2 separate regions of the Homo sapiens genome follow, and region 2 is linked to region 1. Evidence: chromatin loops called from intact Hi-C (ENCODE). Cell type or tissue: adrenal gland. All regions are shown on one strand. Each heading gives the region's core, and the rest is flanking DNA. Links, peaks and the distances in the headings are about the cores only. Region 1 has its middle 10 kb from the start of RXRA. Region 2 has its middle 40 kb from the start of LINC02247.

Evidence for each region. A loop is a pair of places that touch in the nucleus more often than their neighbours do. Peaks named below come from ENCODE experiments on the same cell type or tissue, not always from the same donor. Only the 100,000 strongest peaks of a DNase experiment are listed, where the experiment ranks them.
Region 2: it touches region 1 in a loop (2.1-fold over the local background); 12 of 110 quality-filtered maps call a loop at or near these places.

Annotation. Positions count from the first base shown.
Region 1 is chr9:134,308,644-134,324,079 of GRCh38, forward strand. No RefSeq gene overlaps it. Among named protein-coding and RNA genes, the nearest start is that of RXRA, 10 kb to the right of the region's middle. RefSeq lists enhancers at 9,599-10,457, 10,458-11,316. In adrenal gland, for the core only: no CTCF peak of the experiment used is centred there; a DNase peak (open chromatin) is centred at 7,764.
Region 2 is chr9:134,247,999-134,263,434 of GRCh38, forward strand. No RefSeq gene overlaps it. Among named protein-coding and RNA genes, the nearest start is that of LINC02247, 40 kb to the right of the region's middle. In adrenal gland, for the core only: no CTCF peak of the experiment used is centred there; no DNase peak of the experiment used is centred there.

The DNA of each region.
Region 1 (15,436 bases), core at 3,885-11,884:
ACACCATGGAACAGACACCATGGGAGCCAATGCCACGGGAGCAGACACCACAGGAGCCCACACCATGGGAGCAGACACCACGGGAGCCCACACCATGGAACAGACACCACTGGAACCAATGCCACGGGAGCAGACACCACGGGAGCCCACACCATGGGAGCAGACACCACGGGAGCCCACACCATGGAACAGACACCATGGGAGCCAATGCCACGGGAGAAGACACCACGGGAGCCCACACCATGGGAGCAGACACCACAGGAGCCAATGCCACGGGAGCAGACACCATCGTGGGAACCCACACCATGGGAGCAGACACCATGGGAGCAGAGACCAAGGGAGCAGACACCACCGGAGCAGACACCATGGGAACCCACACCATGGGAGCAGACACCACCGGAGCAGACACCATGGGAACCCACACCATGGGAGCAGACACCATGGGAGCAGACACCACGGGAGCAGACACCAAGGGAGCAGACACCACCGGAGCAGACACAATGGGAGCAGAGACCATGAGCGCCCACACCAGTGGTGTCCAATGTGGCTCCCCACTCCCAATCTTGGGAGCTGCTGCTCACTGAGCCATTGATCTCCCTCTATGATACATCAAAGCCGAACAGGTGGGCTCTTATATCCTCCCCATTTTACAGCCAAGGAAGTGAAGAATTGGAGAGGGGAAGACACACAGCTAACAAGTAGCAAAACCAAAGCTGGAATCTCCAGGGCCCACAGAGCCTCCCATCTTGCTTCCTTTGGTGACATGTTGCAGGAATAGGGGAGAAAAGCTCCACTCTGAGGGCATCTGCTATGAACACTTACATGCAAGTCTTTCTGAGAACATGTGTCCTAGCAGTGGATGGTTGGGTCATATAGAAGATGGGTAGTTAACTTTAAAAAAAATACCATTTTTTCCCCAGGGTGATAATACCATTGTATAGTCTTATGACCAGTGTAGAAGAGTTCCAGTTGCTCTATATCCTCCCTACCATGTGGAATAGTCAGCCTTTGATTTTAGCCATTTCAGTGGGTGGGTGGTGATATCCCATGGTGGTTTTAATTTCCATTTCCATAATGAGTAATAACGTTGAGTGTTTTCTGTGTGCTTATCGGCCGTTCATATATCTTCCTCTGTGAAATGTATGTTCAAATCTCTTGACTGTTTAAAAATTGGTTGGTCTTCCTACAATTGTGCTTTAAAAGTTCTTTATATATTCTAGATAAAAGTCCTTGGTGTGGGGCCGGATGCAGTGGCTCATGCCTGTAATCCCAGCACTTCAAGAGGCCAAGGCAGGCAGATCACTTGAGATCGGGAGTTCAAGACAGGACCTGGTCAACATGGTGAAACCCTGTCTCTACTAAAAATACCGAAATTAGCTGGGTGTGGTGGCAGGCACCTGTAATTCCAGCTACTTAGGAGGCTGAGGCACGAGAATTGCTGGAACCCAGGAGGTGGAGGTTGCAGTGAGCTGAGATCGTGCCGCTGCACTTCAGCCTGGGTGACAGAGCGAGACTCTGTCTCAAAAACAAACAAACAAACAAACAAAAACTCCTCAGTGTGATATATGTCTGGCAAATATTTCCTCTCAATATGTGCCTTGTGTTTTTATTTTCACTGGTATATTTTGTAGAAAAAAAGTTTTTAATATTGATGAAGTATAATTTACCTTTTAAAAAAGTGTCATGATTTTTGTATTCTAGCTCACAGTCCTTTATTAGAAATTGCAAAGCTCTCCTTCTATATTTTCCTCTAGAGATTTTATAATTTTAGGTGTACATTTAGTTCTATGGTCCACTGCAAGTTAATTTCTGTATTTCATGTAAGGGTGGATATTTAATTTTTATGTGGATATTTAGTTGACACAACACCATTTGTTGAAAGCTTTGCTTTCAACAAATTTTCTATCAAATTGCCTTGGCACCTGTGTGAATAATTGATTGAATATATGTGGGTCTGTTTTTAGGCTCTAATATATTCTATTCCTATTTTATACCTACATATGTATATGTGTGTATGTAGACATATGTGTGTGTGTATATATATAGCCAATAGCAAACTGTCTTGATTAATGTGATTTTATAGAAAGTCTTAAAATCAAGCAGGATAAATCCTCCAAACTTTGTTCTCTTAAAAATTTGCTTTGACTATTCTATTTTTTTTTTTTTTGAGACAGAGTTTCACTCTTGTTGCCCAGGCTGGAGTGCAATGGCACCATCTCTGCTCACCGCAGCCTCCACCTCCCAGGTTCAAACAGTTCTCCTGCCTCAGCCTCCCGAGTAGCTGAGTTTACAGGCATGCGCCACCACGCCCGGCTAATTTTGTATTTTTAGTAGAGAAGGGGTTTCTCCATGTTGAGGCTGGTCTCGAACTCCTGACCTCAGGTGCTCTGCCCACCTCAACCACCCAAAGTGCTGGGATTACAGGTGTGAGCCACCACACCCGGCCCAACTATTCTAGATTATTTGCATTTTCATATAAATTTTTGAATTAGACTGTCAATTTCTATGAAAAATCCTGTTGGCGTTTTGATTGGGATTGTATTGAATCAAATTGGGGAAATTGTCATTTTATCTGATATTCAGCCCTTTACTCCATGAACATGGTATGTCTATATTTACTTGTGCTTCTTGACTCTTTTCTCAGTACTGTCTTGTTCTTTTCAGTACAGCATTCCTGGACAAATTGGTTGGTCTTCCTACAATTGTGCTTTAAAAGTTCTTTATATATTTATATAAATATATAAATTCATATATTCTATGTAAATATGTAAATTTATATATTCTATATAAATATATAAATTTATATATTCATATAAATATATAAATTTATATATTTGATATAAATATATTGATATAAATACATAAATATAAATATCAATATATTTATATTTATATAAATATAAATATCAATATATTTATATTGTATATAATATATAAATTTATATATTAGATATAAATATATAAATCTTTGTTAGATTCGCACCTAAGCATTTTACTTTTTTTGTGCTATTTAAGTGGAATTTTTAAGATTTTATTTTCCAATTGTTTACTCCTAACAGATAGAAATAAAATATATTTTAAAAATATTAACCTTGTGTCTTGTGACCTTGCTAAATTCATTTACTGGTTTTGATTGTTGTTTTGTGCATTCCCTGGGATGTTCTACATAAATCACTAATTATATCATCTGCAAATAGAGACAGTTTTACTTCTCTTCCGGGCTCTACGTATTTTATTTCATTTTCTTGGCTTATAGCAATGTCTAGGATCCCTGGTACAATGTCGAATAGAAGTGGCAAGAGAACATCCTTGCTCGTTCCCAGTCTCGGGGAAAACAAGTCAGTTTTTTACTGTTAAATATGATGTTTGCTGTCAGGTTGTTCTGCTTTTATTTTGTAGATTCTTTTTATCAGTTTGAGGAAGTTTCCTACTATGTTTAGTTTTCTAAATGTGTTTAGCATAAGTGGATGTGGAATTTTGTCCATGGTGTTTCTGAATCTTTTAAAATAATATTTTCCTATAATTTTTCTCCTTTCATCTGTCAATATGGTGAAGTCTATTGACTGTTTTTCGAATGTTAAATCAACATTGCATCCCACTGGTCATGAGGTATCACCTTTTTAACTTAATATTGGATTTAATTTGTTAACATTTTGATAAAGATCTTATTATACTTTTAAAATCTATTTTTCTTAAATGTTTAATAAAAGACTCGAATGTTGATAGAATTCACCAGTGAAACCATCTGGGCCTGGAGTTTTCTTCTGGAAAGATTTCTGATAACAAATTCAATTTCTTTAATCGCTGTAGGGCTGATCATATCTTCTGTTCCCTTTTGTGTTGATTTTGGTAAGTTGTCTTTTTCAAGAAATAATACAGTTTCCTCTACGTTGACATATTTTTGGCACAAGTTGTTTTTAGTATTCCCATATATCTTATTGATGTTTATAGGGTCTGTGATAACAATCACTTTCTCATTCCTGAAAATGATGATTTTCGTACTCTTTCTTTTTTTCCTTGACCATTCTAACTAAGGGTTAATCAATTTTGTTATTTCCAAAGAAACAGTTTTTGCCTTTCTCAACTTTCTCAAAGGTCTACTTATTGATTTTTTGCTCTTATCTTTATTATTTCCTTCCTTCTACTTACTTCTGACTTAGTTTACTCCTTTTGTTTTTGTTTGTTTGTTTTTTTGAGACAAGGTTTCACTCTGTCACCCAGGCTGGAGTGCAGTGGCATGATGATAGCTTACTGCAACCTTTAACTCCTGAGCTCAAATGATCCTCCCACCTCAGCCTCCCAAGTAGCTGGGAGTTGAGGTGCATACTACCATGCCTGGTTAATTTTTAAAAGGTTTTTTAGAGACAGGGTCTCACTATGTTACCCAGGCTGGTCTCGAAATCCTGGGCTCAAGTTATTTTCCCTCCTCTGCCTCCCAAAGTGTTAGGATTGTGGGAATGAGCCACTTTACCCAGCCTCTTTTTTTTTTTTTAAGTCATCTTAAGGTGAAACCTCAGGTCACTGATTTTAGATCTTTCTTCTTTTCTAATATAAGCATTTAATGCTATAAAGTTCCCTCTAAACACTGCTTTAGCTGCATCCCACACATGTTGACATGCAGGGCCATTTTTCAATCGCAATTTTATTCCCTATTTTTGGAGAGGGCAGGCTGGATCCAGAGGCCACAGATATGATACCATTTCCAGGCACTAGGGCAGAAATAGGCCCGTGATTGGGTGAATTCTTGCAGTGCTGGCCTGCTATGGGAGCGCTGGGTAATACCATGGATTCCTGTACAAGCCCCATTTCCCTTGGGCTCCTTCTGCCCCAACATCTCAGACCTCACCAGCCTCCTCTCAGCAGCCCTTCCCAGCCTCAGAAGCTTCCAACAGCTCCTGACTCCTCTTTGGAGCAGGGATTAGTGCCTGTGGGGAATCTACACTGCCTGCCCCAAGCCTGCTTGCAGCCTGACCCTCTCTGTCCATTCATTCTCTGCTGCTGTGGCATGACTAGCTAGCCCTGTCTTGTCATACCCATTGTGTCATTGCTCCAGGCCGCTGGTCCAACCCACATGGTGCCAGAGTCCATTCCTCTCTCTGGACCTCCGTTTCTTCCTGCATGAACTAGCAGTCTTGGTCCTCATGGCTGACATGAGTCCTGTCCTTCTCCTCACTTGGGAATCTTTGTCCCCTCCTCCTCTAGGCTGGCACTTGGTAATCACAGTGGTAGCACAACCCACAGTGCTTTGGTCTCCTCCTCACTCTGGTCCTTGCAGAGACTTTATTGCCCCATTATACAGATGAGGAAAGGGGGTTTGAAGGTGCTGAGAGCCTTGCCCAGGCTCATGGGCACACGATTCATCTATGGAAGCGTGGAAAGCGCAGGACAGGTCTCACTGCTGCCAAGAGCTGTGGCTTCCCAGTGGCCGGGAACCTGCCACTGTGACCGGGACAGCTCTTGGTAAGCATCTAGACAGCTGGCTCGAGGCTAACGTGGAAGTGGTACTGGTGTCTGCTTGTTCTCGCTGGAGCTGCTGGCTGGGCGCAGGGCTGGGCCCTCTGCTGTCAGAAGGAGTGCCTTCTCCTAAAGAGGCCCTGGCAAAGGCACAGGCCGGGGAGGCCGGCTCAGAGGTCTGGGACACACGCCTTGAAGGAGAACAGTCGACCTCCTTTCTCTGCCACACAGATGAAATCTGGGGCATGCCTGGGAGTCTTCCTCCCCTCTTCCCACAGTCAAATTCTAATTTTCTTAAAGCAAAAGTACATGATTTGCCGCAGATGTGCGCTGCGCCCTGCTTTTTGGCCCTACAACTCCCCAGGAGGTGCCACTAGTGGTGCCCATTTTACAGGTGAGGAGGCTGAGGCTCAGGGCCGTGACTTGTCCCAGGACACAGCCAGGAGGTAGTGAAGCCCAGATCTGCCCACTCCCACTGGCCAAACCACAATTCTCTCATCACATGGGACTCCAACCCGTCTTGGCATACCCTGGAGAGTGCTGGGAACTGAGGCCTCCATGGGGCTCCAACCTGTCTTGGCATACCCTGGAGAGTGCTGGTAACTGAGGCATGGAGGCCTTGCCCTCTGAGTTCCATTTCAGAGGGGAGAAGCCAAAAGTTAACTGAGGCCGGTGGGGGCCAGTCTCAGTCCCCTTGGAGGTAGCCACAGTGTGGATCTCTCCCCAGGACACACTGGCAGCTCCAGACAAAGGCCTGAGAACACGCTGGGGGGCAGTCCCAGCGCTGTGGGCACCGCCTGCCAGCACCCAGCAGACCCAGCACATCGATGAGAGTGTCCACCTGAAAGGGATATTCAGGCTCGTTCCAAGTCGGCAGCATCCACTGAGGGCTTCGTTCACCCAACATAGCAAGGACATTTGGCAGGTACACGGGACATCCGACCTGCCTCCTGACGCCGACAGCAGCCTTCACAGAAGGCCCTGCTACTGGATCTGGAGTGGAAGGAAGAAGGGTGCTGCCACGGTGCTCACTTTGGGCCTCATGGACGCGGATTTAACCCGAAGTGCTTAGCAGGCCTCACTGGTTCTGCACTTCAGCACGGCCCCCAGCAGTGTGGGGAGGGCTGCCTGGCCCCGAGAGCTGGCTGTCTGGCCAGGCTGTCTGTCCAGCACCTTTGCCTGCTGGACCGAAATCCAGCTGAGCTAGGAGCAAGGCTGACTGTAAAAGGAAAAGCCATTCAGAGTAGCTCAGGCTGGTCGTCCCGGCCATGGGAGGGGACTTGTGCTAATTCCTCTTCAGACACCAAAGGGGGTAATCGCAGGCGTGGCAGGGCCGAGAAATCCTGTTAGTCCTTTGCCCCCCAAGGCTCCCATCGAGTGGCTCCCTGACAAAGCAGCTCCAGGGCTTCCTGAGGACAGCAGGCTGGAGGCAGGCGGTGCGGACCCCCCACAGACACTAATCCTTGCTCCAAAGCAGATTCGAGGGCTGGGCGGCAGCCTCCCTGGGCTCCAGAGACTGCTGGAAGCTTCTGAGGCTTGGAAGGGCTGCGAGGCCCAGCACACGGGGTAGCATGGGCAAGCTCCTCCCTTCTTCTGGGGACTCAGAGTCCCCATGTGCAAAATTGGGGGGAAGAGCGGGGTCGGGGGAAGAGAAGACCTCCAAGGCGGTTAGGGTGGTCTTGGGCATCCGAGTCTTGCCCAGGGCGAGGGCTCTGCATTGCTCTTGGTCCTCTGGAAGGCAGTCGGGGCAGAGTGAGGCCCTTGGTTCTTCTTGGGGATGCAGGGCACCATGGCCCCAGCAGCTGAACTGGCCTGGAGGGTGCGGGGGTGGGTGTGTGTAGCAGCTCCCCAGCTCCTCCCCTGAGGAGGTCAGGGCAGCTTTGCCCTCTTGGAGCCAGGCCTGGCGGCTTCCTGGGCCCCAGTGACACAGCAGCGCGAAGCAAGTCATCTCCCTCTCAGCAAAACAGAGCCAATAATTGTACCATCTCTGCTGGAGAATGAAGCGCCTCAGGGGCCACACTGGGACGCGCCACCCTAGTGCATGTCCCTCTGGGCTCAGAACCCCCTTTCAGCAGCCTCTCAGCCTAGGGATCAAGGTCCTTCCAAACCTGGGCCACCCCAACCTCGGAGAGGCTCCCCACTGAGCACCCAAAGCACCTGTGACCCCATACCCTGCCGGTGCCCTCCCCCCACCCATGCAGCCCCATGCCCGCCCTTCTCCCCGTGGACCTGCCACCCCGACACCTGGACAGAAGCCGGCTCTGGTCCCTCATCTCCTTCTCTCCTTGGCCTTGTGGTTCAGGCCCTTGTGTCCTGTCCCCTCCCTGCTCTGTGAGTGTCTGGTCACTGTGGCAGCCATAGGGTAGCACCTAGAATCTGTGTTGGACACCGGTGCGTCACCTGTTGCTTCCCGGGCAGGGGAAGCACCTGGCCTGTGTTCCCCCCCTCTGCCCTCCACCCCTTGCCCACAGGAGGTGCTGCAAAGCCTGCGTGGCGTTGGCGGGGTGCTGGGGTCTGGAGGAGCCCAGCCAGTCGGTTGTGTTGGCAAGAGACGGGCCTGAACAAGAGCCAAGTGGCTTCTGCGTCAGCTTTTAAAACCACCAAAAGGAGCTCACTTGTCATGCTGTGGTCCAAATATTTTGGCCATTTAGATGCAACCTTCTGTGCCTCTGAAATTAGGTGTATTATTAATCTCATCCAGCCCAGTGACAGAGTGGGCAGATCAGACAAGGATCCTTGCAGCGGGATGAAGGGTGAGCATGTTCTTATCGGTGCAAAGCTGACACGGGGTGTTTCCAGAATGACACTGATGGAGTGCAGCCTGCCTGGGGGAGGGGTGGCTGGGAACCCCCGGTGATGAGGAGGGCATGGGCACAGGGCTTGCTTAGGGAGGAGAAGAGAGGGCTCCAGAGACACGGTTGCTGGCTTCCAGGGTGTCACATGGGGTGACGTGGCAGGGGGTTTCTGCAGGGGTGCTTCTGAGATAGGGCGATAGGGCCAGCTGGGGTTGGCTGCAGGCTCCAGGAGTTAGGTTCCAGATGGATTTCAGATGGGACTTTCTTGCTAACCCTACTTTTTTTCTGATTATAAAAGTAATAAAGACTCCTTGTAGAGAAGGAGGCAAAATACAAAGAAGAGTGTGAAGCCCCCATCACTCCATTAATGTTCACCAGTCGGGGGGTGGGAGGTGTTTTCCTTCAGATTTCTGTGTATACATTTATAACTGGCATCCTTTTGTGTGCAATGTTAACCGCCTTTTGTTTTCACTAAGCAATGTATTATGTTGAGCACCCATTTTGGGGGAGTAGACAGCCTGCACCATGGTCAGCCCGCAGACAGGCTGCACGGATCCAGGCACCTCGCTGGCTCCAAAACCCACGAAGTGACCCCACCCAGGATGTCAGAGTAAGAGCGTGCCTGCTTGGCTAATGTCTCTCGCGTGCCTGCTTGGCTAATGTCTCTCGCGTGCCCGCTTGGCTAATGTCTCTCTGAACCCAGAGAGCGGAGAGGACCCGTGGCTGGGCTGCTGTGTGTTGGGGGCTTTTGAGGCCAGCCTGGTGGCCAGCTCCTTGGCACTGCCAGTTGCAGGGGCTAACCACCTTGTGAGGGACAGCCCGCTTCCCCCGGGGTCTCTTGGCTCTTCCTCTCTGCCGAGTTGTGACAAGGTATGGGCGTGGTGAAGCGAGAGCTCCCCTCTCTGCCAGTGTCCATGTGGCCACTCTGTGACAGCAGGAATCCATACCCCACCCAGCCAGCTCACAGCAGGAATCCATACCCCCCCACCCCAGCCAGCTCACAGCAGGAATCCATACCGCCCCCTCCAGCCAGCTCACAGCAGGAATCCATACTCCCCCACCCCAGCCAGCTCACAGCAGGAATCCATAACCCCCCACCCCAGCCAGCTCACAGCAGGAATCCATACCCCCCCAACCCAGCCAGCTCACAGCAGGAATCTATACCCCCCACCCAGCCAGCTCACAGCAGGAATCCATACCCCCCACCCAGCCAGCTCACAGCAGGAATCCATACCCCCCCCAGCCAGCTCACAGCAGGAATCCATACCCCCCCACCCCAGCCAGCTCACAGAAGGAATCCACACCCCCCCGCAGCCAGCTCACAGCAGGAATCCATACCCCCGCCAGCCAGCTCAGAACAGCCCTGGGTCCCTGTTGGTGGCACTTCTGTTCCCCTCCTGCCTTTCTGAGTGTAGAACTTCTTAAGAGCTAAGATCCAGGGGGCCAACCCAGCCGGTGCAGCTCATGGGGAGGAACCCTCCAGGCAGCTCCATGCCCATGGGCTCAGGATAGCAACCCATCATCCCATCCAGGGATGGACTTCTCTAAAACGGCCCTGGACCCACCCAGAAGATCAGGGACAAGTCTATCAGTACCAGGACAGTCTGGAAGTTTTTGGCCATGCTTAAATTAGTTAAGGCTGGGGCCTGGCCACGGGCAAGCTTGCCTTTCGCACAACTGCTGGACTCCCTGCTGAGCATGACCACGGGCCATGGGGCTGAGATGTTCCCTGATGGAATATGCCTTGGAGAGCCTCGCCCTGGCCAGTCTGATGATCCCATTCACTAGGCTGTTTATTGAGTGCCCGCGAAGGGCTGGCCTGGGCTGGTGGCTGTATAGACATCTCATTCAAGTTACACGAGGGTGCTGCAGAGGGAGAAACTGAGGCCTGGGGTCTCGCCCGGGGGGGACTCGGGATCAGACAGCGCTGACCCCTGGGCCCCTCAAAGTCCAGGATGCCCTCTCCCACCACCTGGCCAGGGTCTACCATGGATACATAGGTATGATTAACCTGGAACACACCACATTATTTTCTCAAACACTAAATATCCCCAATCACAACAGCAGAACTTCAAACAGCAACTGTGCCACAGAAGCAAATGAAGTCAGCTGACCCCTGGGGTGTGGAAATCAGACGGAGTCCAGTCCCTCCCTTGGCTGCTGGCAGGGCAGGTGGAACCTGGGGGATGCTGGCTTCCTTTCCTGAGCGTGTACAGCCCTCAGCTGTTCCTACAGCCCTGAGCTTCAGCATCGCAGGGCAGAGACATGGGGCTGGGGCCCTGGGGTTACTTCCAGGGTTGGGTGGTCTGTGACTCTGTGGAATCTAGTGGGTGCCTCAGGGCGGGGGCCTAGTGGACAGGCTCCGGGGCCCCCAAGTGGCTTCCAGCAGGGCATGGCACCCCTATCTCACACCCCCTTTCCATGTTCAGGGGATTTTGGGAAAGGGCCTGGTAATTAAACCCTTTTAAAGCCCACTGGTCCTGGGCAGTTGTCCAGGGCGTGGGACCCAAGGCCTCCTGGTCCTATCTCCCTTTGCCTTTCCTAGGTCTCTGTCACTCCCGGGCAGGAGGAGACAGTGATGACGGGAAGGAGGTGAGGACAGGGTGAGGTCAGCCAGCCCACTCTGATAGCGCCTACTGCATGCAGGGGTCCGGCAGGCTTCGCAGGGGAGGCAGGGGAGCCTGAGACCCAGGGGTCTGCTGCCCATGGGAGGCCCCAGCAGGGTGACAGCAAGGCCCTGGAGTCTTGGGTAGGAGGCGGAGGGCCTGGTGAGAGCCCCACACATAGGTGCTCCAGTGGCCAGCCCTGCAAATGAAACAGGAGGCTGGGAACAGGGCGGGCAGGGGCCCGGGAGGATGGGGCCAGGCCTGCAGCTTAAAAAGCAGGCATGGATGCGTCTTTTGGCTCCTCAGAGATGCTCTTTCGGTCCAGCCAACGACCTGCCTACGACGGTTGTGCCTCTGCCCCGAGGAGTGGTGCCGGGGCCAGGCTGCAGACCCCTGGAGCTGGAGGGCTGCAGGCGGCTGGCCCGGCCTCCTCCTGGGTGATCTCATTTCCAGGGCAGCCCCTCCCCTCCCTGCGTCTCAGCTCAAGCGGCTCCTTCCTTGGGGACCCTCGTTAGTGGGAGAAACAAAGGCCAGTTGTCACCAGGAGCTGGCGATTCATCAGCCTCCGGCCTGGGCTCCCCCTCAGGGAGTGTGGTGGCTGTCTGCTGGGGGCTCGGAGCTGGGGGCTGGCAGGGCAGGATCTGGTGGGGCAGTGATATGGGTGGGGTGAAAAGCGTCCCCCCATTCTAATCTTCGGGGGAAAGAAAAAATGTTTTAAAAGTGCTGCCCCCCCACCCTCCGTCCAGCAGATATTTTTCTGGGTTGTCTTTGGTGCTTCCCACAGCAAACCCTACCAGGCTCCCTCGTGGGTAGATGCCCCTGAGCCTTCAAGGGGCCTTCGTCCCCGGGGCCGCGGATTCATTTACTGATAGGTAAACCGAGGCCCTGGGAGGGAAGATAATTTTTTCTAAGTATAGAAGGACTGAGATGTAAACAAGTATCCTGGTTGCCCACTAGGGCTTGGAGAGAAGCCGCTGACCCGGTGGCCTAGCTGGGCCCCTTGAAAATAGCGTCTGTGAGCATTCTGATCCCACAGCTGTGCCCAGTGGGGAAGGCGGAGACTGGAGCTCCCAGTTCCTGCCCTCAGCAAGCTCCGACCGTGGGAAGACACGGCCAGCCCAGGGCTAGAGGCACATGCAGGTTGCTGCAGGGTGCAGAGAAGCCAGCCCAGGCAGTGTGTGCATGCGTGCATGTGTGCGTGTGCGTGTGTGTGTGTGTTGGGGACTGGGGTGGAGATGGGTGAGCTGCTGAGGGCCACATTGGAGCTTAGGCAGCAAGGAATGCGGAGTGGCCAGGTGTGGATGGCCTGCAACAGCAGTCTCTCCTGTGCTAGCCTGGGGGGCTCTTGTGGGAAGAGCTCGGAGCGGGCAGGAGGGAGATGATGAAGGGAAGGGAGGGAGGGAGGGCCTGGTGAGTTTTGCTCAGGAGTTTGGACTTTATCCCAAGGGCAGTGGGCAGCATGAAAGAGTTTTTAAGCTGAGAGTGTCAGGGTTGGGGGCAGGGGGTGCTGCCTGCTTAGGCCAGGCGAGGTTGGGAACAGGCTGACGGAGAGGGGGTGGGGCCAGGGCCTTTGGGGACCTAGCCACACGTGGCTGTCCTGAGGCCTCCTCGGGGAGGATGACAGCCTCATCGGACCCTGAGCTGCAGCCTGGAGCCACGCCAGGCCCTCCACAAGCCAATGAGCGGAACAATGTGTGCCGGGCTGCGTCTGCACCCCCACTTGCTGGCAGTGTGGGGGTGGAGGGAGCCGCATTTTAAAGTACAGTTTATTTTGATGCAAGCACCGAGGGGCGTTAGGCAAACTCCTGGGCTCAGTTCCCCATCCTTCAATGCAAAACGACTCTTCTTTACGGCCCGTCAATAACCGCTGCCATCTCCTCGCCGCCGCAGAGGCCACATAGATCATATTTAAACCACACTGGTGGATGACAGAGACGTACGGATATTTTTAATCCCAACAGACTATTACGGTTCATATCATGTCTGTCAAATAAATATTATGAATCATTTCCCGTTATCTTTATGGGGGCCGCTTGACTACATCGGGGGACTGGGCTCGGGGCCTTCCCCTGCACATCCATCCCCCTCGTATGTACACATATGTGTAGGGGGAGATGTATGTAGAAAGTGTCGATAATAAATGCCCCCGATAAAACACATAATCTCCTTGCCTGATGGGCGTCTGGGGGTGCACGGTGGAGAGGTGTCAGGGAGGGGCGTGCCACCTTCAGAGCCAGGGAGGCTGGGCTGGGCCCCAGGCTGGGAGCGTCAGCCTCAGCCTGTCTCCTTAGCTCCTGTGAGACAGGCTGTCATTCTATTTCCCCGTAGTCATATTCTTGTTTCTGTGATTAGCTGGTTCTTTTCTCTATTTTATAGAAGAGACTGATGTCCAGAGAGTACCCTTGTCCAAGGGCCATGTAAGAGTTGGTGGCAGAGCCAGGCTATGGCCTCTTCCTCCTGGTACCTTCCCCAGCACCTTGTTTTCCAAGTCTGTTACCTATGTCCCTTCTCTCTGGACTTTGGTCTCACCTGGCACCGGCTGCTTTGGCTGGCCGACCTGTGCCATGAGAAGCGGGGAGGTGGTGTGGCTCATTGGAGGCTGGGGGCGGAGGTCGGTGGTTGTCTGGGGTCTTTCCTGGGGGTTCTGACCACTGACCTCAGCCCTGGGTCTGGGGACTGTGGTGCCAGAGTCACCACACGGTTTGGAGTCAGTCACTGCTGCTCTTCGCCTCAGTGTTTCCATCTGGGAAACGGGGAAACCAGAGTCTTGGTCAGCCGGGGTGGGGTTAGAGGGGATGGTACCTGGCAGTGTGCAGCAGACTGGCACCTCGGAGGCAGCTTGGAAAGCTCAGGTTCCTCCTCTCCGGACTCTCAGAACTGTTCCTGCCCTTCTTTGAGCATCTGTGACCCCTTGCGGCTGGCGCTGGGATTCGGTGGGGCTCTTTGGTGGCCCCTGGAGGGAACCCACTGTCTCTTGCCTGGAGCTGCACTGAAATCCTGGCTCTTCATTACAAACCAGCTCCTGTCCCCTTAAGCCTCACTCACCTGAACTCTTTGGCTCACGCCACCATTCAGCTCCCCAGAGTTCTGGAAGTAAGACCCCAGCTGATGACGGAGGCAGCGGCTGGCCTTCGGAGGACCTCACCTTTCTCTTCCCCTGCACTGCTTTGGGTTTGGGGTGTGCAGGGCCAGCCAGCTGACTGCTACCAGGGCAGACGCTGTCAGTGGTGACTGCCCTGCAGGCCTGCAAACATTTTGCCAGAGGGCCAGACCCAGGAGCAGAGGGGTCCTCTTCTCTTCCTCCTCCTCCCCTCCTGTCCTCTCCTCTCCCCTCCCTCCTATCCTTTCTCTTCCTCTCCACTCAGCAGAACAGACTGGAGCCCAGGTGTGGACAAGTGGCTTGAGTGTTTCCCTCTAGACTGATGGAGAGACAAGCTATGACTGAGAAAGGGGGTTCGGGCTGGGACCCCTGGGCCTAGTCCCAGTTCCATGTGGACCTGCCGGGTGGCCCCTTGCCTCTCTGAGCTTTCGGCTCTACTTCCCAGCTCGAGTCATCATCGGTCACCACAGACAAAAGGTGTTGTCCCCAAAGGAGCCACAACGGATGTGAGAGAGAGTCCCCTTAGGCTGAGGTGCTTGGGGACAGATCGGGCCACCTTGCCCAGCAGTACCCAAGCCCTTGGCCTCCCTTGTTGGAGGCTGAGCTCCCCAAACCCCTGTGAGGTCCTGCTAGTGACCAGCTCAGGACCACAGGGAACCTCTGGAAGCAGCTTAGAGCCCCGTTGGTGTCCTGGGAACTTCTGGGAGCAGTCCACCCAGACGCCAGCTTCCTCATGCTCAGCCAGCACAGAGACCAGCCTTTAAAAATATTATTCAACAAGCAATTCCCGGGACTGTTTACAAGACTGAGCCGAGACAGGCATATGAAATAGGCCAAAGTACCTTAAAAAGCGTCCCTCAGGGAAATTAAAAAAAAAAAGACCCAAACAAAAAAACAAAAAAACAAAACCTTCTTAGATCGCAGGTTGTGAATAAATGGATACTACTATAAAAATAGTTTTGGCTGTAGCAGCACATGGTGGGAAGGCTGGGGTGTTTTTTTCCATGGCTGGCTCAGACCTGGCCATTTCATATGGGGCAGCCACTATCCCGGGAGGTTTCGTGTAGAATCATTTGCACCAAAAAGCTCCAAACTGAGGGGGAGGATAAAAAGTAGTGGCCACAGAAATAACAAGCGGCATCGTCATTTTCCATCAAGGACCTGGTGTGTTTTCGGCGGCCGAGCACCCAGGCCCCTGCCCCATGGAAGAGAAGGGCGGGGCTGAGAGCCATTCACCGTCTGTGGGCACAGAGGCTGGATGTGAGCCCAGATCTGCAGGACTCCGGACTCCGTGCGCTCTCCACGTGGTCTCTAGAGCAGGGGATGACGCCTTCCGGTGTTTCTTAGGAACAGAGGGCCCTTCTGGAACCTTCAGCCTTCCCAGGAGGAACCCACATGGAAATCTGTCTGCATGTGCCTCCCCGACTCCAGGCACCAACAGCTCCTGAGTCTTGAGTTTTCAGGGACAAGGAGTGAGATGG
Region 2 (15,436 bases), core at 4,942-12,941, 60 kb before region 1:
TATTGTGAAGTATATGATAATTTTAAAAATGCAATATTAAAACTTATGGGATGTGGCTAAAGCTATGCTCACAGGCAAATTTATAGCCTTAAAACAGATGTATAAGAAAAACGGCAGAAAAATCAATCACGTAAGGCACTGTAGTGGATGCTATGATGTTCTGCCCAAATGTCCACTCTAAGACTGAAGTGCCCATGTTCCCAGCTGCTAGCCATGTTGCCAAGCTGAGCACTTCTCCAGGAATTGCCTCTCCTGAAGGGGCTACCTCCCCCAGGTTTAAGCCTGCTTCCTATAACTGGATGATATGGGAGCACAGAGTTCCTTGCTTTAACTGGGGACTCCAGAATCTAGAATGGGTCTGGCCTTGGGACCAGCCACAACGGCAGGTCCCTGAAAGAGAAATGAGGAAGTGAAGAATTGTGTCTGGTGGGTATATGCACTCAGTCCTGTGGAGAATATACCTACTTCAGGACATGAAAAGGCATGCCACAGAGGCAGAGAATGCTGTTGCCATCTAGACATCTGACAAAAGACACATCCAGATGTGCGAGAACTCCTACAGACGGATAAGCAAAAGACAACCAGTAGAAAAAGGGGCACAAGTCTGAACAGTCACTTTTAAGAATTGGATTTCCGGCCGGGCATGGTGGCGCATGACTGTAATCCCAGCTGCTCGGGAAGCTGAGGCAGGAGGATCGCTTCAACCCAGGAGGTGGAGGTTGTGGTGAACCGAGATCGCGCCATTGCACTCCGGCCTGGGCAATAGGAGCGAAACTCCGTCTAAAAAAAAAAAAAATGGAATTGGATTTCCGAGTGGCCATTAAGCATATGAAAAGTTGCTCAACCCCACTAGTTATGAGGGAAATGTAAGTAAAAGCCCTGTGGTACTGCTAGAACAAGTCAAACCGAAAACACGGACACACCCAGTGCTGGTGAGGGTGCACAGCAGCTGGATCTCACACCACTGATGGGTGTGTGGGCCACTTCAGCTCCCCCTGGAAAACAGGTGTTATCTGCAAAGCTGGACACGCTTGGACCCCAAGGCCCAGCAATCCCACCACCCAGTAGCAGGCGGCCACCATTGGAACTAGGCACAAAACCAGGAACTACGCATGTGTCCATTATCAGAATTGATACATTGTGCGTATTCACCGCTGTATACACAGCCCTGAGGGTGGACATGGTAGCTACATGCAGTGACGCCGATGACATGCGGATAGGAAGGAGCCAGGAAAGGGCATCAGAGAGGATTCCACGTGCATGGATTTTGAAACCAGCAAGTCTAACTATGGCTTTGGGAATCAGGACAATGGTTTTGTGGGGGCAGCTGATGGCTGGAGGATGGCTTCCGGTTCTGGTCGCGGCTTACTGATCAGCATTTTGTGAAAACCCATCAATCTGCCCGGTTTGGGGGCGTGCTGTTCTGCGTGGTAGGTGCTGGTCAGCAGTTACCTGTTAGTGGCTGGTGATCTGGGCGCTTGGGCACTCTGCCACCCAGCTCCCTCAGGCCCCTGACTGTCCACTGGCCTGTAACTGGTCCCCTCACCCTTTCCTGCCTACGCAGCCGTGGACCCGGCCAGTTTGGGCCCAAAGTGTTTCTGGTTTCTGGTGGGGTTTCTTGGCCTCAGTGTCTTGGGCCGAATGACCATGGTAGTCATAGCTTCTACTACCTGTTCTGGTGACAGCATCTTCCTCACTATTGTGGACTGAACTGTGTCCCTCCAAATTCATATCTTGAAGCCCTAACACTCATACAGTGAGTATATGTGGAGATGGGACTTTTAGAGAGTTATGGTTAAGGTTAGATGACATCATAAGGGTTGGGGGCCCTAATCCAATAGGGCTGGTGTCTTTAAAAGAAGAGGGGCCGGGTGCGGTGGCTCACGCCTGTAATCCCAGCACTTTGGAGGCCAAGGCGGGTGGATCACTTGAGGTCAGGAGTTCGAGACCAGCCTGGCCAACATGGTGAAATTCCCGTCTCTACTAAAAATACAAAAATTAGTCCGGCATGGTGGTGGATGCCTGTAGTCCCAGGTACCTGGGAGGCTGAGGCAGGAGAATTGCTTGAACCTGGGAGGTGGAGGTTGCAGTGAGCTGAGATCACACCATTGCACTCCAGCCTCTCTGTTTCAAAAAAAATAAAAAAATAAAAATAAATAAAAGAAGAGGAAGAGACACCAGAGACCCCTCTCTCCACGTACACACGGAAGAAAGGGCCTGTGGGGACACAGAGAGAGGGCAGCCTTCAAGAGGAGCCCCCACTAGAAACCAACCAGGTTGGCAATGTGATCTCGGAGTCAGCCTCCAGGACTGCGGGAAACGAGTCTCTGTTGTTGAAGTCACCCGGTCAACAGTGTTTTGTTATGCAGCCTTAGCAGACTAAGACCCCAGACCTAAGGGCGGCGCTGGGGGAGCGGTTTCCTGACCCAGGAGGGCAGGGCCCACTCTGTCTGCTCCCACTGCACCCAAGGTGGGCACCACTGCTTGCTGTGGGCGCCAGCTTGGGTCTTGGAGTCCAAAGCTTCTTGAATCTCGGCTCCTCCACTTTCTGGCCTTACTCCTTAGCCTCCCTGGGCCTCAATGTTCCTGGCTGTCAGAGGGGCCAATGGCACCTACAGCACCTTCTGCTGAGGATCTGGGCAGAGGAATTGCCCCGGGGAAGCGCTCAGTGAATGGGGAGCACTTCCTAAGTGGCAGCAGGCTGTGTCTGCCTGATGACCGGAAGGCTATGCCCCAGGTCCAAGCCCTTCCCTGAAGGGCTATGAGTAGGGGCAGGCACTGGAGTCTGGAAGATCGTCCCTCACCACACCCTTACTGTTCAATAACCCTTGCTATTATTGACTTCCACGTGGAGATGAGAGGAGGGTGGTCGTGAAGCCCATCCTTGGGGACACAGCAAAACTGTCCCTAGGCCGGGCGCGATGGCTCACACCTATAATCCCAGCACTTTGGGAGGCTGAGGTGGGTGGATCACCTGAGGTCAGGAGTTCGAGACCAGCCTGGCCAACATGGTGAAACCCTGTCTCTACGAAAAGTACAAAAATTAGCCTGGCATGGTGGTACATGCCTGTAGTCCCAGCTACTCAGGAGGCTGAGGCAGGAGAATCGCTTGAACCCAGAAGGCGGAGGTTGCAGTGAGCCGAGATCGCACCATTGCACTCCAGCCTGGGTGACAGAGTGAGACTCCGTCTCAAAAACAAAAACAAAAACAAAAACAAAAACTGTCCCCAGGAGCATGGCAAGGCACAGGGCAGACCCATCCTCCCTCTCCAAGTTTCTAAAAGAGGCCATTTATGGCATTGTCACTTTTTAAATAGGCTTAGCAATTAAAGAACCAGGAAGATTCCATGGGGGGTGGGGGTACAAGAGCGAGTACTCCGTCCTGGCAGGGTGCTCGGTCTCCCGACTCCACTGGGCACTGTCTCCAGGCCTTCCCAGACTGAGTCCGGCCTGCCCCGGGGCCTCCTGTGAGCCCCCATCGCTCATGCCCGGCCGCGGGGCTTCTGCTCCTCCTCTGCTCAGGTCCTGACTCCAGGAGCCTCCCGAGTGCCCGGCCCCTGGCTCCCGGCCCCGGGGCCGCTGGAGGCTCACTGTGCTTCTCTTCTGTGCAGGCTGCTGGGTAGGTTCTGGATTTTTAGGTTTGATAACCACAGATCTGTGCACGATGGGGCTGCTGCAGAGGCTGCATTTGGGGTCCTTCCCGTGTCTGCAACCCAGGCACGGATAGACAGCGATGACTTTGCCCAGGCACGGATAGACAGCGATGACTTCGCCCAGGCACGGATAGACAGCGATGACTTCAGGCTCGGCGTCTTCCAACAGCAAATACATAAATTGACGAGAGTCACAGCTCTCAGGAGGCTGGTGCAGATTATATTTGTGCACTGGGTGGAAGAGATTCCTCTAAGTTTAATTATAATTTAAGTGTAAAATATGCAGCTTCTGCAGGAGTCTCCCGCCTTGTGCATAATTACTGCACTGCTCTCTCCCGGCCACAGTTACGACGCCTCTGTGTGCAGCGAGCGATTAATTTATAGGCTGGTAATAGGCTAAAACAATATTTAAAGTCACTTTACCCAATGTAGCTTTTAAGGAGGGGTTGAGATAATTACTTAAAGACCCAATTTGATCCCTTGGCGTGGTTCCTGAGCTACTTCGGCCCCGCCCTTCCCACCCCGGGCCTGTGCACCTGCTGTCAGCTGTGCAGGGCCCCTAGCAGCCCTCATTTGGCAGTGATGATGCACAGCCCAGTCAAAGTGAGCACCCAAGAGATGGAGGCCCGGGGACACTGGCCCCTCATTAACCAGTAAGAGCAGGATTTATTGGCCGCTTGGAAGGCTGTGGACTCTGAGGCTGGTGTTGCAGGAGAAGACATTGTGCCGCCCCCCTAAGTCTGCGGGAAGGGACAGGTGCATTGGCGGTGGGCGTGGAGGGTGAGCCCACCGGTCCCGGGAGACTTTTTGTGGCTCAGTTGTGGCCAGAGACAGCAGTGGTCAGAAGAGAAATGCACGCGCACTTGCACGAAACCCTGGGCAGCCTGGCAGCGCTCACAGGCTTCATCTTCCCTCGCAGAGGGTGTGACCCTGAAGCACAGGCAGAGGTCAAGGAATGGGCTTGGGAACCAGGACAAGTGGGCAGGTCGGGGGTGGCCCTGGCAGGAGGAGGTGTCACGGGGACACTGCTGGGAGGAGGAAAGCGGGGCCTCAGTGACAGCTGCTTCCGGAGTGTCCGGTGACTCCTGGCTTGGATCCGGGGAACATCCCTCCAATGCCTGGGCCTGGGGACTGCCCAGGGGAGGTGGCCCACAGCCACAGCTGGCCACCCTCAGGAAGGATGTGAGCTTCGGGGCCCAGCAGAGCCTAGACTGGGTGCCAGATTTGCTTCTTAATGGCAGGGTAACCTTGGAAACCTCAGGCACCCTGTGCACCGTGCTGGGGGTGACAACAGTGGGGCTCTAACGTGCTGCGCGGGGACCCTGAAGGGCCTTGGGGCAGTAGAGTCCTTGAATCCCTGCATCCCTGCTACCGCCTGGGCTCCTGAGGGGTTTCATGGTTTGCTCCTGACGAAGGATGTCAGGGCATCCTCTTGTGCCGAGAGGCCGGGTTGGGGTGGGCTGGGGAGCCTGCAGCCCCCAGGCAGTTAACTGAGGGTAGGGATGTGTGGGGCCCCACCCTCAAGTGGTTCCTGGAGTCTGAAACTGCGTGGACGTGTGTTCCTTGTGGCAGCAAATACAGGGGTCACAGAGTTCAGAGTGACATCTTCTGGAGCATAAGGGCTCCCTGCCCTGCTGGCTACTTCTTGAGGGCTGCGTTTCTATTCTTTGGAAGTCATTATAGGCCAGACGCGATGTCTCACACCTGTCATCCCAGCACTTTGGGAGGCCGAGGCAGGCGGATCGCCTGAGGTCAGGAGTTCGAGACCAGCCTGGCCGACACGGTGAAGCCCCGTCTCTACTAAAAATACAAAAATTAGCTGGGCATGGTGGCAGGCGCCTGTAATCCCAGCTATTTGAGAGGCTGAAGCACAAAAATTGGCTGAACCTGGGAGGTGGAGGCTGCAGTAAGCTGGGATTTCACCACTGCACTCCAGCCTGTGTGACAGAGTGAGACCCTGTCTCAAAAAAAAAAAGTCATTATAAAATGCTTTGTCTCCTGTATTGTTTTGTCCTTTGATATTTCTAGTGTCTCTGCTCGGTAAATGTTTCGAAGAGTACATGAATGGTTAAAGGGATGAATTAATAAATCCTGGCATTGCCTCATTGGCAAGAAATTCTTGTTGAAGCCAAGTGTTTGGCCTTCCTTGACTGTGTCCGTGACTCAGTCTCAGAGCCACTGCAAGCAATAGATGCTGGAGGGAGGGAGAGAAAGACAGAGAGAGAGAGGGAGACAGACAGAAAGAGAGAGAGAGAGAAAGAGAGAGACAGAAAGAGAGAGAGAAAGAGAGAAAAAGAGAGAGAGAAAGGGAGGAAGACACAGAGAAAGACAGAGAGAGAACGAGAGAAAGACAGAGAGAGAAAGAGAGAGAAAGAGAGAGTAAGACAGAGAGAGAGAGAAAGAGAAAGACAGAGAAAGAGAGAAAGAGAAAGAGAGAGAGAACAAGAGAAAGAAAGAGAGAGAAAGAGAGAAACAGAGAGAAAGACAGAGAGAAAGAAAGAGAGAGAAAGAGAGAAACAGAGAGAAAGACAGAGAGGAAGACAGAGAGAGAAAGAGAGAGAGACAAAGAGAGAAAGAAAGAGAGACAGAACAAGAGAAAGAGAGAGAAAGAGAGAGAGAACAAGAGAAAGAGAGAGAGAGAGAGAGAGAAACAGACAGAGGAAGACAGAGAGAGACAAAGAGAGAGAGACAAAGAGAGACAAAGAGAGACAGAAAGACAGAGAGAGAAAGAAAGGGAGGGAGAAGGAGGGAGGGAGGGAGGAGGAGGAGGAGGAAAGGAAAGTGAGGGGAAGAATGCCATCTTCCTCCCCCAGGAGGCCAGGCTGGTAGGGTGGTGGGTGCTGTGGGCCAGAGGGCAAGGCTTTTGCCTGGAGGTGAGAAGATTCTGTGTGAAGACGGGGACACTGTCCCCTTCCTCCCCTGCCCTTGGTGGGACAGTGTGGTCCACCTTTGGGAAAATCACTTCCTTTCCTGAGCCTCAGTCTCCCCTTCTGTTCAACGGGGTGGGTGAGATCGCGTCTCACTTGTCTGTGAATTGTCTAGGTCACTTCCTTTCCTGAGCCTCAGTCTCCCCTTCTGTTCAACGGGGTGGGTGAGATCGCATCTCACTTGTCTGTGAGTTGTCTAGGTTGCTAAGTGCCCACTGACCGCGAAAATGTGGTATGTACACACCGTGGACTCCTACTCAGCCATACAGAGGAATGAAATGATGTCTTTCGCAGCAGCTTGGATGGAGCTGGAGGCCACTATTCTCAGTGAAGCAACTCAGGAATGGAAAACCAAACAGCGAATGTTCTCACTTATAAGTGGGAGCGAAGCTAAGAGGATGCAGAGGCATCTGAGTGATCTAATGGGCTTTGGGGACTCGGAGGGGGTTTGGCGGGGGGCGAGGGATAAAGGCTACACATTAGGTACAGTGTCCATTGCTCAGGTGATGGGTGCACCAAAGTCTCAGAAATCACCACTGAAGAACTTATTCATGGAACCAAAACCCACCTGTACCCCGAAAACTATTGAAAAATTTTTTTTAAAAAAGCAGTGACAAGGGGTTTTTAAAGGTATTGCATTTCCACGTGGGTCCTCGTGTGCTGAGTTGTATGAGCAAGACAGCAGCGGTTATGTTCCCTACCGCCATTCTTGTGCAGGTGAATCTCAACTGGAGGAAAATCAGAATAATGAAAATCCAGACTTAGAAAAAAGGAAAATATCTGGTACCTTCTACTACGTACCTTGCTAAGGGCCAGGAAATACGTTAAGCATTTTATTTTATTTTTTCTTGACATGGAGTTTTGCTCTTGTTGCCCAGGCTGGAGTGCAGTGGCACGATCTTGGCTCACTGCAACCTCTGCCTCCCAGGTTCAAGTGATTCTCCTGCCTCAGCCTCCCGAGTAGCTGGGGTTACAGGCACCGTGCCCGGCTAATTTTGTATTTTTAGTAGAGACAGGGTTTCACCATGTTGGCCAGGCTGGTCTTGAACTCCCGATCTCAGGTGATTCACCCGCCTCAGCCTCCCAAAGTGCTGGGATTACAGGCATGAACTACCGCACCTGGGCAGCATTTTAGATAGGTTATATCATTTCTTTTCTTGAACGTCCTTGCGAGGTTGGCACTGTCATTTTGCCTCAGAGGACACGACAGCTCCCGAAGGCACAGGAGTTGCCCATGAGCACAGATTAATAAGTGAAGGTGGCAGGTTCCCCTTTGCTGGTCTTGCTACATAAACACACTGACTTACTCTCTGAAAAAAAATCAGCATCATTTGTCTTGGTTGCCCCCTGACACTCTAGGGTCCTGTGGACGGGCACTCAGTAGGGACTCAGAAATGCTGGCAGTCACTATTCTTTCAACAAGGCTGTGCAGGCCCAAGGCAGGCTCAGAGCTGGTCCCTGCGGGCAAGGAGCATGAGGACCAAGCTTTGACACCCTCCCCTGCCAGCCCCCAGTGTGTGGCTGAGGCTGGGTTGTGGTGGAAGCCCAGAGTGGAGCCTTGGAGCCCAGGGGATTCCAGAAGGAAGGGGGCCCGGCGGTAGGTAGGGGTTGGGCGGCGGGGGGGTAGGGGGTGGGCGGTGAGAGTTGCTGGTTGGGGGAGGGGAGGGCTCAGCAGGGGGTCTGTCTGGAGAGGCCTGTCAGGCAGGGTCTTGTGGGGCTTCAGCAAATGCTCGGGATGATCCTGCAGGTGGGAGTCGGGGAGGCAGAGAAAGAGCAGTGGGGACATTTTAGGAATGCTTGGCCCGAGTGAATGCCGGTTGGTCCAGGCCTTGGAGTTAGCTCTTTGTTGAGGACAGAGAGAGAGAAGATTAGTTCACCTGTCTGCACCCCTAGGGTTCATCCACCCAAGACTCTCACTCCTCTTTGGGGTGAGTTTTGCAGGACCGGCCTAGTTGAGAGGACCAGCTTCAAGGGGAGGCGGGTGGCATCCATGCGTCTTTGGCAAAGAGCCTCATAAAAGGGGCCCGGACTGAAAATCGATTCTCTAAAGCTGAAATCAATAACAATAACTAATATTAATACTGATGGTCCTCTCCTTACTGCACTCTGCAGCTGGGGGATGAATTATTTTCAAGGATTAGCAGAGGCGGCTCTGCAGTGCGGCTGGGATGGGATCAGCCGGGAGCCTGGTGCTGGGCAGGAAGGTGGACCCAGGGGACCTGTGCAGCCTGATACTTCCTCTGCCTTCAGTTCAACTTCTCCAAGACCTGGCTTCCTCATCACTGTCCTCAAATGAGTGGGCTCACCAGCTGCATGACTTTTTGAGCCCTGTGGGATGAGGGGAGCCCATGACCTCGGGGGCTTAGGATCGGAGTGCGGTGAAGGGGAAGTGGGGTTTGGGACATTTCCCTGGGGCCTGCGAGCTCCTAGCGTTGGCTTCTGCCTATGAGGTGATGTGAGTGATGCCATAGGGAGGCCCTGTCTCCAGGGAGCCCCGAGGCTGGAGTGGGCAGCCAGGGAGGGCAGCACTGTGCGGGAAGTGGTCACACGGTTCCTGCCTGGCACCTCGGCTCCCACCGGCTCTCTGTGGAGCTCTTTCTGCTGGGAGTATCCCAGACTGTGGGGCTCTCTCTGCTGGGAGTGTCTGGGACTTTTGTCAGAGTCTACAGAGTGAGGAGCCCAGGGTGAAAAGGGGGTGCCCAGATTTCAGGCCCTGGGGCCTCCACTCTCCCCACCAAGAGGCACAATCACTAACTCCCATTTTCCAGGTGCACAACGGGGAGCTGGGTGGGCCTCCCCAAGACCAGGCGTTTATGGGTCAGAGCAGGACTGAGAGCCGCAGCCCTGTGTGCCCTGATGCCCCCAGCACTGTGCACCGGGGGACGCGGCATTGCTAAAAATGGTGTTGGAGCTTGTGGGGATCTGTGAGAATAACAAGTTAATATTCACGAGGTAGGTCGTGGGCATTTTGAGGACACAATTGGAAATTTTTCCTAGACAATGTTAGGTGGCTGAGTAGCCACTTTCTGTGTATAAGTTGGAAATCTGAAAAATGATATATACTGAAACATAGAACTGAAACATGAACATTGAAGAGAAAGTTTGGGAATAGTCTAGTGGGAAGAGGAGAGAGAATTATCTCAGGAGCCAAAGAGGAGCTACTGCTGTTATTAATGTGAGTCTGAGCTTCCTAGTAGCCAGAGCAAGAAAGGAAAGCACTGTGGGCTTTGCAGTTTTTGCCAAGAAGAAGATACACTCAAGATCCCCTAGAGGAGGAATTTTCCTGGTGTGGAAGTCCAGAAATGATGATCAGATGTATCCTCGTAAAAGAGGAAGAGTCCGTGCCTCAGGGGCTTTTCTCTGAGTCCTCTGTAGACACAGGGCCTGATTTGATAAGGTGTTCCCTTGAGGTGTGGTGGTAGCTGAGCGGACACCGTGGCTTCCTGGCAATGGGGTCCCATGTGGACTTAGAGCAGAGTGGGCCGCAGGGCACAGGCTGCAGCCCCCCTCATTCCCCACTAGATCCTTGGAACCAGCTTGGTGGCCACGAGTACCAGGTGCTGGGTTAACCATTGTCCCTCCTCCCCCAGGACAATGAATGAATGGCATTAGGACCTGGGTCATCCCTTGGAGGCAGGAGGAATCATGGGGTGAGGGAACGAGGCAGAGCCCACTGGGGTGCTGCTGGGGTGGGGACTGGGAGAGAAATGAGAGCTGGGTCCAGGGTCCCAGGTAGGTCTGAGGCTGCCTGGGGCTCCTGTTGGACAGGTAAGTGTGGGTGTGCTTGGTGGCCACACCCAGACCGAGCTGCACCATGCCCAGGTCTGGGCTGCAGGTGTCAGGGGCTGTGAGCTCTGATTCCTTCTGGAAATACGGCTCAGGGGGCACGGGGTGCACTCTCTGGCCATTTTGCTGTCCAAGCGTCCTCCCCGCTGCCCCATTGCTAGGGCTCGCAATGCCCATTCCACAGCCATCTGGGCAGATGGCAGAGCGGGATGGGCCGTGGGCCAGCTGCTCCTGGCATGGCCGGGCCGAGGGGAGGCTTGCCCTCTAGGGCACTGTGTTTGTCCTTCTACCACAAACCACATCTGTTTCTCTCAGTGAGAACCACTAGTGAGCCCCTGAGCCCCCAGCCCCCTGACACTATGGTGGTCAGAGGGACTGGCCTAGGTCTTGGTTTTCTCAGAAGTTTCTGGAAGGCCAGTGGCTGTCGGAGAAAAGATTCAAAGCAAAAACACTGAAGAGTTGAACCAGTTCTCTCCCTGAAGTTGTTTGGACGACAGCCTGGGTTGGGTGCTCTGGGTGAGATGGGGCTGGGGGTGCAGCAGAGAGCAGGGCACCCCACCTCCCCTGGCCCCCCGATCCCCAAGCCCCAGGCCCCCATGCCTCGGGGCTCCCTGTCCACATACTAGAGGACTGAGCAGGCAGGAAGCTGGCATGCAGCCCTGGCACTGCTTCTGATGGGTGCCCGTGTGGTGCCAGCCCTTGTCTCTGGGCCCTGGTGTTCCTGCTGTGGGATGGGGGATGGGGGCCATGGTCCCTGGGCAGGGGGCAGCCCTGGGGAGGGCCTCTCCTTCAAGACCTGGTGCCCACTCTGGCCCTGGCTGCATCTGGCCAGTGCTCGCTGCAGGCCCAGGCCCCTGGCCCTCATCCCCCACCCCTGCCCCTGGCTTCTCCCAGTGGGGGCCGCCCCTTGCCCCTTGCCCCGCTAGCCCTCTGGGCTGTGTTTACCCACTGTCCATCTGCCCCAATGTGGGCAAACAGACTGAGGCCAGGCCCGAGACAGGGGAGATAAGGCCCGGCTGATGGGACCAAAGGTGAAGGGGTCACCTCGCTCCCCTCCTGTCAGTTTATTTACTGTCCTCAAACTGTCACCTGCCCTTCTGGGAACACAATGGCCAAAACCATGAGGGTGTTTCCAAGGGCCCCAAGTCTCGGCTCCAGGAACCCTGTGGGCTGCTGAGCTGCTGAGGAGATGCCCAAGGAGAACAGCAGGAGGGAAGGGGCTCCCCACTCACTTTGACCTGCACACTAACGCCAGGCATGGCCCTGGGCACACTGCTTACCTCCCACTGAGGCGGGTCTCAAGACAAATTCGAATTGTCAGCGTCTCCATTTTTCAGATGAAAAAACTGACACTCAGAGAGGCTGAGCCGCCCATCCTGGGGCGCAGGTGCAGTAAAGTGTTAGGGTCAGGATTTTAATTCCCATCATTCTGATTCTGGAATCCAAGCTGGTCAGGACAGCACCATTCTGCCTCCAAGTCTAGAAAAGACAGAGCAAGGACAGCAGCCAGCAGGGGTGGGCGAGGCGGGGCAGCCCTCGGGGCCGGTCTTACACACTGGCAGGCCCAGGCAGCGGGCAACAGCTCCGCCAGGCCCAGCAAAGACCCCACTGAGCGCCGCGCCTATCACACAGACACAGAGCAGGACAGAACTTCCATTAAACACAGGAAACACACCTTGAACACCCCCAAGAGCGAAGGCCATCACTTCTTGGCCGTCTGGGCTCGTCCTGGGCTTTGGGACTGAGACTCGGTCTATCCTCTTCCTGGTATTTTCCATACTTTCTGCTTCACCCTCTTCCCAGGGTCCCAATCAACAGAGGCAGAAACTGCTGAAACCGCTGTGCCAGGGTCTGCCCATCCGGGGCCTGCCCAGGGTGGCTGCAGAGACAGAGATGAGTAACTGCCAGCCGTGGGGACAGACCCGGGGCATGGGGCCCTTCCTTTGAGTGATGCTGATCAGCCACGGTTGACAGGAAGCCCACACCTGGAAGAAGTTTCTGGAGTGCTGGGAGGATAAGCAGGGGTCTGTCCTGTGACCCCCAGCGATACTTCGAGGTTAAGAAACCTCAGCCTCGACCGGGCACGGTGGCTCACGCCTGTAATCCCAGCGCTTTGGGAGGGTGAGATGGGCGGGTCACCTGATGCCAGAAGTTCGAGTCCAGCCTGACTGACATGGTGGGAACCTGTCTCTGCTAAAAATACAAAAAAAATCAGCCGGGCGTGGTGGCGGGCGCTTGTCATCCCAGCTGCTTGGGAGGCTGAGAATCGCTTGAACCCGGGAGGCAGAGGTTGCAGCGAGCTGAGATTGTGCCACTGCACTCCAGCCTGGGAGACAAGAGCGAAACTCCGTCTCAAACAAAACAAAACAAAACAAAACAAAACAAAAAAAAAGCAGCCCTGGTCTCTGCCCTCCGTGCTGGTGAGGGCGCTGGGGGCCATTCCCATCACACACATTCCCACCCGCCTCCCACTGCCTGCTTGCTCGGAGCCTAGAACCAGCCCCTGCTAGGGACAGACCCTGCCCCAGAGCAGCTCATACTTCATGGCACAACCCCCTGTTCCGGGAGCCTCGATGGAGCTCAGGCCGGGACCCCCCTCATCACACTCCACGGAGACACCGCCCTCGACCCTGCCACCATATAGGAGCCACCGCCGGTGGTCTACAAGACCAGTGAGTGCCCGGCGCCACCCCATCTGGGTCCTGCTCAGGGTGCCCCGAAGGGCTCCGGGGGTCAGGCATTCACCCGCCTGCTCCTGATGCATGTTGCTGCCTGACGTTTTTGGGAAGGAGGCAGGCACCCGACAAGTGACTGTCTGTATATGGCCGGAAATGAGGCCTGAGTAGGGGTGGGGGCGTTTCAGAGATGTGGCAGAGGTTCAGCCAGGCCTGAGCAGGGCTGTAGTTTCACAGTGAGCCTGCTTGCCCAGTGGGCTGAGGGTGGCCAAGCAGGGCTTGCTTCTCCAGAGCCGAGTCCAGCACAGATCCGAAAGAACTCCTGCCTCCTTTCACCCGAATCCAGGCCCCCGTTCTTGCAAAGGGGCTCCCACTCCCCTGCCTGGGGCTGCAAACCCCAGTGGGAGGTGAGGGCAGGGGCCACACGAAGTAGAGCTCCTTCCTGCCACTGAGACACAGACCACCTCTTTCCATCCCTGGCAAAATGCTGCTCAGATTCTGCTCAGATACCTTCCATGATGGGGAACTCACCACTAGCAAAGTCAGAAAGCTTCCCTTAGGGCCAGCGAAGATCTGCCTCCTGGAGGCTCCTGTCCCTTGGCCATTCCTTTGTGGTTTTGTCCAACGTTTAGAGGCCCCTCCTGTGTGCCTGGCCCTCTGCTGGCACTGGGGGCAGAGAGACAATAGAAACAGGAGGGCCCTCCTCCACCGAGCCCACAGCTAGATGCAGGGAGGGAAGTGAGCAGGCTGAGACCTTGGGGGTAGAGGCAGTGCAGGGAGCTGAGGGACATGCAGTGGGGCCCCCTTTCCTGGGACATGACCAGGAAGCCTCTCCCAGAAGAAGTGACAGGTGAGTTGACACCTGAAAGGGGAGGCCGGGTTGGGCATAAGAGTTTCCAGCTCAGGGAAGGCAGGATCTGTGTCAGGGTCATGAGACAGCTGGGTGCATTTGGGCAACTGAAACAATTCAGTGGGTCTGGATCCTGAGACAAAGGGACCGGAGGACGCAGAAGCTTTGCCTCCCAGGCTTTGAGGGTCCAGGCAGGGCTGATGTCTCCCTGTGTCGGGAAATGGCAGGGTCAGGCGGTGGAGAGGAGGTGGATGCCCTGACAGGGCACGAGGCACCCCAAGGCCCTGGCCTAGCCCCACCCTCCTCTCCAGACTCTCTCCAGGCACCCCACCTGCCACGTATCCCACCCCCACGCTGCGGCCACTGCTTCTAGCATGGCCTGAGCCCATCAGCTCCTGTCTTCCTCGGCCAGGACATGCTGTGCCCCTGCCTGAAGCACTGCTCCTCTGGCTAAAGTTGGTCCTGGGGTTTGGCATTGCCTCCTTCAGGAAGTCCCCCCGACCTCTCAGGCCATTTAGGTGTCTTTTCTGTGTGTCTCACCAGCACCCGGATTGTTTACTCTTCTGACACCTCCCAACATGTGCGCGCTTACACACACACACACACACACCCCCAACATGTGCACGCTCACACAACACACACACACCCCCAACATGTGCGTGCTCACACAACACACACACACACACCCAACATGTGCGTGCTCACACAACACACACACACACCCAACATGTGCGTATTCACACCACACACACACCCCCAACATGTGCACGCTCACACAACACACACACACACCCAACATGTGCGCGCTCACACAACACACACACACCCAACATGTGCACGCTCACACAACACACACACACACCCAACATGTGCACGCTCACACAACACACACACACACCCAACATGTGCACGCTCACACAACACACACACACCCAACATGTGCACGCTCACACAACACACACACCCAACATGTGCACGCTCACACAACACACACACCCAACATGTGTGTGCTCACACAACACACACACACCCAACATGTGCGTGCTCACACAACACACACACACCCAACATGTGCACGCTCACACAACACACACACACACCCAACATGTGCACGCTCACACAACACACACACACACACACACCCTGGGCATTGTCTGCCATGACATGGGCGTGGCATGCAGTTCTGTGGGGCAGTGGTGGAGTGGCCAGGCTGGGGAGGGTGCCTTGGGGTGCTTGGACCCGTTGAGGACACACAGCTACCTCTGTGTGGACAGTGGTCCTCCTCTGTCCCTTTTAACTGAGCAGAGTCTGGAAGATAATGCAGTGGCCCATGGTGGCCCCAGCCCCAGGGGGTGCTCAGGGCGCCCTTCCCACACAGGGTCAGAGGGTGATCTCAGAGAACCTTGCTGGAATTGGGCATGGGGGTCTGTGTCTGTGTCGGCCCCTCTCCCAGGCCACGAGGGAATGCAGAGCAGTGTGTGGTGTCTTTTCCTCCGAGGGTCCCCTCTGGTTCGGGTGACACCAAAAGAGCTCAGTCAAGCTCCG